2 separate regions of the Homo sapiens genome follow, and region 2 is linked to region 1. Evidence: read pairs that join two places in POLR2A ChIA-PET (ENCODE). Cell type or tissue: CD4-positive, alpha-beta T cell. All regions are shown on one strand. Links, peaks and the distances in the headings refer to the core of each region. The heading gives the core; the rest is flanking DNA.

The links. Peaks named below come from ENCODE experiments on the same cell type or tissue, not always from the same donor. Only the 100,000 strongest peaks of a DNase experiment are listed, where the experiment ranks them.
Region 2: POLR2A ChIA-PET joins it to region 1 with 10 read pairs; 5 of 35 experiments call an interaction of 5 or more read pairs at or near these places.

The regions. Positions count from the first base shown.
Region 1 is chr19:18,108,591-18,111,490 of GRCh38, reverse strand. It overlaps MAST3 (microtubule associated serine/threonine kinase 3), which reads right to left. Exons shown (of 28, transcript NM_001393504.1): 3 at 750-839. Among named protein-coding and RNA genes, the nearest start is that of MAST3, 12 kb to the right of the region's middle. RefSeq lists enhancers at 785-964, 1,225-1,274, 807-1,376 and a silencer at 1,305-1,614. In CD4-positive, alpha-beta T cell, for the core only: no CTCF peak of the experiment used is centred there; DNase peaks (open chromatin) are centred at 1,000 and 1,410; H3K4me3 peaks cover 1,348 bases; H3K27ac peaks cover 387 bases.
Region 2 is chr19:18,043,549-18,046,448 of GRCh38, reverse strand. No RefSeq gene overlaps it. Among named protein-coding and RNA genes, the nearest start is that of ARRDC2, 37 kb to the right of the region's middle. In CD4-positive, alpha-beta T cell, for the core only: no CTCF peak of the experiment used is centred there; a DNase peak (open chromatin) is centred at 1,288; H3K4me3 peaks cover 1,098 bases; H3K27ac peaks cover 1,716 bases.

The DNA of each region.
Region 1 (2,900 bases), core at 211-2,710:
TAAATGGTTGATGGGCCACATAACTCTAACAGACACCATTGACCTCACATCTGTCCCTCCCTAAACTTTTGCCCAAACCATGAGAGGAGCTCACAAAACTCCTTCCTGTCCTGAAACCTGGCCAGTCACAGAGTCAACCAACTGGCCAGTAGAACCCTCAACAGACCTGGTAGCAAAGCTGTCCCTGATGCTTGGCCCCCGGGGGATGGACTGAATCAGGAAAACTGGCATCTCCTCTCTGAGCCTCAGTTTTCTTAACTGGGAAGTAGGGATCAGGAAAGGGTTAGGGAGCGCTCAGTCACCCTGGTTCTTTTCTCCCGGCGCCACTTTGGTTAATCTCAATTCACAGGGCTCTCGTTGGTGGCCTCTCAGCCTTGGGTGTGCGTGTGTTTTAGAGGGAGGAGCTTTCTCCCTGAGGTCACCACCCAGGAGTCCAGGCCAATTCAGCAGGGAGTGCCCTGAGCCGCTTGGGAATCCGGCACCTGTCTTGGCGAAGTCCTTGGGCAACAGCTTAAGTTCTTCCCTTTCCTTGGCCACCTGTCAGATGCTGGCCTGGCTAAAAATGGAATTTTCCCATTAAGCCCCTAGAACGTATCGCAGTGCCATTATGTGGAGGGGTAAACTGAGGCCCAGAGAGGTGATGTCACCAACCTGCAGTATCTTGAGGAGACCGATGAGTCTGGAGGGTTTCCAAGGCTCTGGGGTGCCAGGGCGATGTCTGCGCCCCGCCCACACGCGCTGTCACTTACCTCCAGGGGTGCAGGCCCAAGGAGGGGCTACAGGGGCTGCAGGGGCTGCTGGGACCCAGCAGGGACGGGCTCTGGCTGCTCGGAGACAGACTGCAAAGAAAGAGGCCGGGGACGGTGAACCTGGCGGCCGCCCCTTCGTGTGGCCGAATCCGGATCTCCGGATGGCGGCTGCGGTTCCCTCAGGGAGTAGGGGCCCAAGACCGGGGATTCTGGGTTCAGCTCAGGACGTGAGGGCGGGGCCAGACCGATGGCCCGGGAGGGCTCCCCGGAGGCGGCGGTGCGTTTCTGGGCGACACGAACAGAGACGTGGGGGGAGGGTAGTTGTCATCCTGTCCTCCCTGCACCCCGCATACCCCCGCCCTGCCCAACACTCACTCGAGGGTCAGCGCCGGGATGTGCAGCTTGTCCCTGCGGGACTTCATGCCGAGGCAGAGGCCGCCTCTGTGCGGCGGGGTACCGACGCCCCCTTGTTGGCCCCCGGAAGCCCTGATCGTGGCGCGAGCGGACCGACGGACGGACACACGGACGCAGGGACAGACGCCTGGCTGGTGCGGCAGACTAGACGCGGGGGCTGGGCCGCTGGGGGCCGGGCTGGCTCCGCCTCGGGGCGGGGATCGCAGCTCCGCACCTGCGCGCAGGCCCGGCCCGGCAGCGAGGGTCGCGCAGCGGGAAAGGGGAGCCGCGGGTGCCGCCCTGTCTGCCGCAGGGACGCCGAGGCCGCCGGCTTGGGAGCCCCCGAGCTGCGCCCCGGAAGGGAAGGGCGGTCACTGGCTCCGCGGTCCGCGCGATTGCTCCATGGCCTGACCCCGCCTCTCCCCGCCCCGGCCCGGCCTCTGCCCTCGCCCCGGCCCTGGGGCTCTCTGGGAGCCGGGATCTGAGCGCAGTCCGCCCCAACTCCCCAACCCCGCATCCCGGCCAGCTGCTCAGCACTGAGGTCCTAACCCGCTCGGGTCTCCGCATCCCCGCGCACACTAGAGGCTCTGACCACACCTCCAGTCCCTGGCTTCCAGCTGTTTCCTCTGCCAGGAAGGTCGCCCCCTCACCCATATACGATCCCAACCCCACCAGCCCCTCCTCCGCCAAGCTGTACCTGCACCCCCACCAGCACCAGGCGCCGCCAGCTCTGTCCTTCCTCCCTCTCAGCGCAAACCCCACGGTCTGGGGGTGTCTGTGTCTCACTCTGGCCCTCTTGAGGCCCCGGTGGACCCAGTGGGGCACAGGGAAGGTGGCAGGGAGTGGACATCCCTTGTGGAGTCTTTGGCTCTGTCCTGCCCCAAGGTCCAGGACTTTGCCCTCGGCAGTCCTCATTGATTCACGGTCCAACACTCTGCCCACAGCTTGGGCCAAGGCTGGAAACAGTGCCGGCTCTCGGGGCAATGTCCCAGTCCCCCAGCAACCCCCAACCACTGGGGCCTTCAAGCACCTCCCCACCAACTGTATCATCCCCACTGGAACAGAAGCAGATGGCCTGGGATTGGGGGCCACTCTGACCCCATTCCCAGGACCTCCTCCTTCTGTCCTGCCACCTCATCTCCACTCACTCCACTCAGCTACCCTTGTCTTCATGCTGTTCTTCTAACGCCAAGCATACTGGCACCCCAGAAACTTTGCCCAAGCTGTTCCTGCTGCTTGGAATGCCATTCTCCCCAGACTTCCCCGCTGCCAGCTCCTCCTCTTCTTCCAGATCTAAGCTCAAAGGTCACTTCCTCCAAGAGGCCCCAGATCTTCAGGATAAAGCCACCCCCAGCACCTCTGTCTCTTTCTCTGGTTGAGCTCTCTCCTGAGTACAAAACTTCAACCATTGCTCTGAGATTGAATTGTCTGTATCCCCTCTGGCTTCAGCAGGGCCCAGTGTACAGCAGGTGCTCAAAAAAATGTTCATTGAGTGATTCCCACCCCCAACTCAGGCAAAAGCAGCTCCCAAAGATGGGGTGTCCACAGTCACACACTTCCAGACCACTAGCTCAAGGAAAACCCCTCCCCACCCCGGCCTTTGGTTTCTTTCATCTGTAAATGAATGAAAGCATTGAACAATAATGTTCTCTAAGATTTGGGGATAAAAAATGGTAACCTAGACTGGGCATGGTGGCTCATGCCTGTAATCCCAGCACTTTGGGAGGTTGAGGCAGGCAGATCGCTTGAGTCCAGGAG
Region 2 (2,900 bases), core at 100-2,599, 65 kb after region 1:
GCACCATCGCCTCTTCCCTCCCCACCCTGCTTAATCGACTTAGGCCACCTCAGCCTCCTCCAAGCTCCTCCGGTGAGTCAGACAGGCTCCTGCCTCGGGGCCTGTCTAAAGGCTGTGCTTTCCCGGGGACCATCTTCCCAGAGACGCCCATATGTCTCCCCTACCTCCTTTGGGTCTCAGTTCAATTGTCATCGTCACCCACACTCTCTCTCCCTCCTCTGCCATCAGGAATTTGTATCTCTGCCAGGCGCGGTGACTCATGCCTATAATCCCAGCACTTTGGGAGGCTGAGGTGAGCGAATCACTTGAGGTCAGGAGTTCAAGACCAGCCTGGCCAACATGGTGAAATCTCATCTCTGCTGAAAAATACAAAAATTAACTGTGTGGTGGTGGGAGCCTGTAGTCCCAGCTACCAATCCCAGCTACTTGGGAGGCTGAGGCGGGAGAATCACCTGAGCCTGGGAGGTGGAGGTTGCAGTGAGCTGAGATTGTGCCACACTGCACTCCAGCTTGGGCAACAGAATGAGACTCCGTCTAAAAAAAAAAAAAGAAAGAAAAAAAAAAGAATTTGTATCTCATTCATGGTGGTGTCGCTGGCTCCTGTACACAGCCGGGGCTTAATGAGTGTGCTCACAGATAATAATCTTATGCTGATAAAAAGAAATGTTTCCCCAGATGCCTGCTGTGCTTTAGGCCCTGGGCTGTGGTCTGGGGACACAGCCGGGGACAACTGAGAGCAATCTTGCCCTTGTAGGACTCATGGTCTGGGGACAAAGGTGGGACCCAGAGGACATTATGCACCTGAAGCGATGCATCTGTAATGTGGAATCAGGTGTTGAAAAGTGTGATGAATAAAGTAGAATACATGACCAGATGCAGCAGAGGGAGGGTGTTTCCTGATCAGGCAGTCCTGGAGGGCTTCCTGGAATAGGCGACATTTGGGGCCAAGGCCTGAATGAAGAGAGGGACATGCCCCTTTGCAGCAGCTCTGGTGGCCATGTGTTTCTCACTAGTTCACAGATAAGGAAACTGAGGCTCAGAGAGGTGAAGTCACTTGTCCAGCATCCCCAAATCCAAACTCCCCAGCCAGGAGCCTGCAATCCCCTTTCCCCATGGTGCCCAGTTGCAGATGGGCAAACCAAAGTCCAGAGCAGCGCCTCCACACCCCAAGGTCTCCCAGGAAGCTACTCGGCCCTCCTCCACCCTCCTTCTCCTCCCCCGCGCAGCTTTACTGGGGGACTTTCTCACAGGGAGGAAAAACAGCGACAGCTGGTTTCACAAGTAGGTGGCCCAAGCCGCAGACCGGTTTCGGTTTGCAAACAACTTCTGGCTCTGACTGCCTGCTGCTGGGCTGAGCAAACCCAGAGGTAAGAGCCCCGTATCAATCCATAAGAGGAAATGGGCACCAATCTGTCAGCTCAGGGTCTGGCTCATGGGCAGCAGGGCCAGGAGATGGGGGTGCACTGAACCCTCATCTCCACTTAGTCTTTTTTTTTTTTTTTTTTGAGAAGAGTCTTGCTCTGTCGCTCAGGCTGGAGTACAGTGGCGCGATCTCAGCTCACTGCAACCTCTGCCTCCCAGGTTCAAACTCACTGCAGCCTCAGCCTCCAAAGTAGCTAGGACTACAGGCACACGCCACCACGCTTGGCTAATTTTTGTATTTTTAGTAGAGACAGGGTTTCACCATGTTGCCCAGGCTGGTCTCAAATTCCTTACCTCAAGTGATCTGCCTGCCTCAGCCTCCCAAAGTGCCAGGATTACAGACATGAACCACTGCGCCCAGCCTCCACTTATTTTTTATTTTATTTTATTTTTTTTGAAACAATCTCACTCCATCACCCAGGCCGGAGTGCAGTGGCGTGATCTCGGCTCACTGCAACCTCCGCCTCCCAGGGTTCAAGCAATTCTCCTGCCTCAGCCTCCTGAGTAGCTGGGATTACAGGCATGCGCCACTACGCCCAGCTAATTTTTGTATTTTTGGTAGAGATGGGGTTTTGCCATGTTGGCCAGGCTGGTCTCGAACCCCTGACCTCAGCTGAACCGCTCTCCTCGGCCTCCAAAAGTGCTGGGATTATAGGCATCAGCCACAGCACCTGGCCCTTCACTTAGTCTTAATCACTCATCCAATCAACAATCAATGCTTATTTTATGCTTTGCTGTATTCCTGCATTTTATTATTCTCCCAGTACACTGGTACTAAGTGTTTAGTGTGTACCAGGTATTAGCTCATTTAAACATCTCAAACCACTGGAAAGAATCAACCCAGGCAATTATCTTGATTTCAGACTTCTCTCCAAAACTGGGAGAGAATAAATTTCTGTTGTCTGGAGCCCCCCAGGTTGTGCAAATTTGTTACATTAGCCCCAGGAAACTTACACAGCCCCCTCTCCAACCCCAAGTAAAAACTCACCTGTCCTCCTGCAGGTCCTCCAGGTCTGAGAGGGTAGTGCTTACCTCCGGCACTCTGGCCAGGAGCAGGAAGGTATTTCTCTTTGCGGATTTCTGGAGCATGTGGGTTGTGGACTCAGAGACACTTGGAAACTCCAGAGGTTTTTCCCAAGTGTCAGCAGCATGCACCCTCCCACAGCCATTTGTGAGTTTCTCATGAATACATCTTGGGGAATCACTTGGTATTGGTGGATTTTGTAGCTTTTGCCAATCAAATGGCATCTACCTGGTGTTTTAATTTGCATCTTCCTGATCCTCAGTAAATGTTGATCATCTCTTTGCCACTTGTGCTTCCTCCTTCGTGAATTCCTACTCTGTGTTCTTTGTGGTGTTCATTATAGGAATTCTTTATATATGTTTGACAGTATTCCTCCATCCATTGAGTATATTGCACATATCTTCCCCTAATTTGTAACTTGTCTTTTTGTTTTGTTTTGAGACTGAGTCTCACT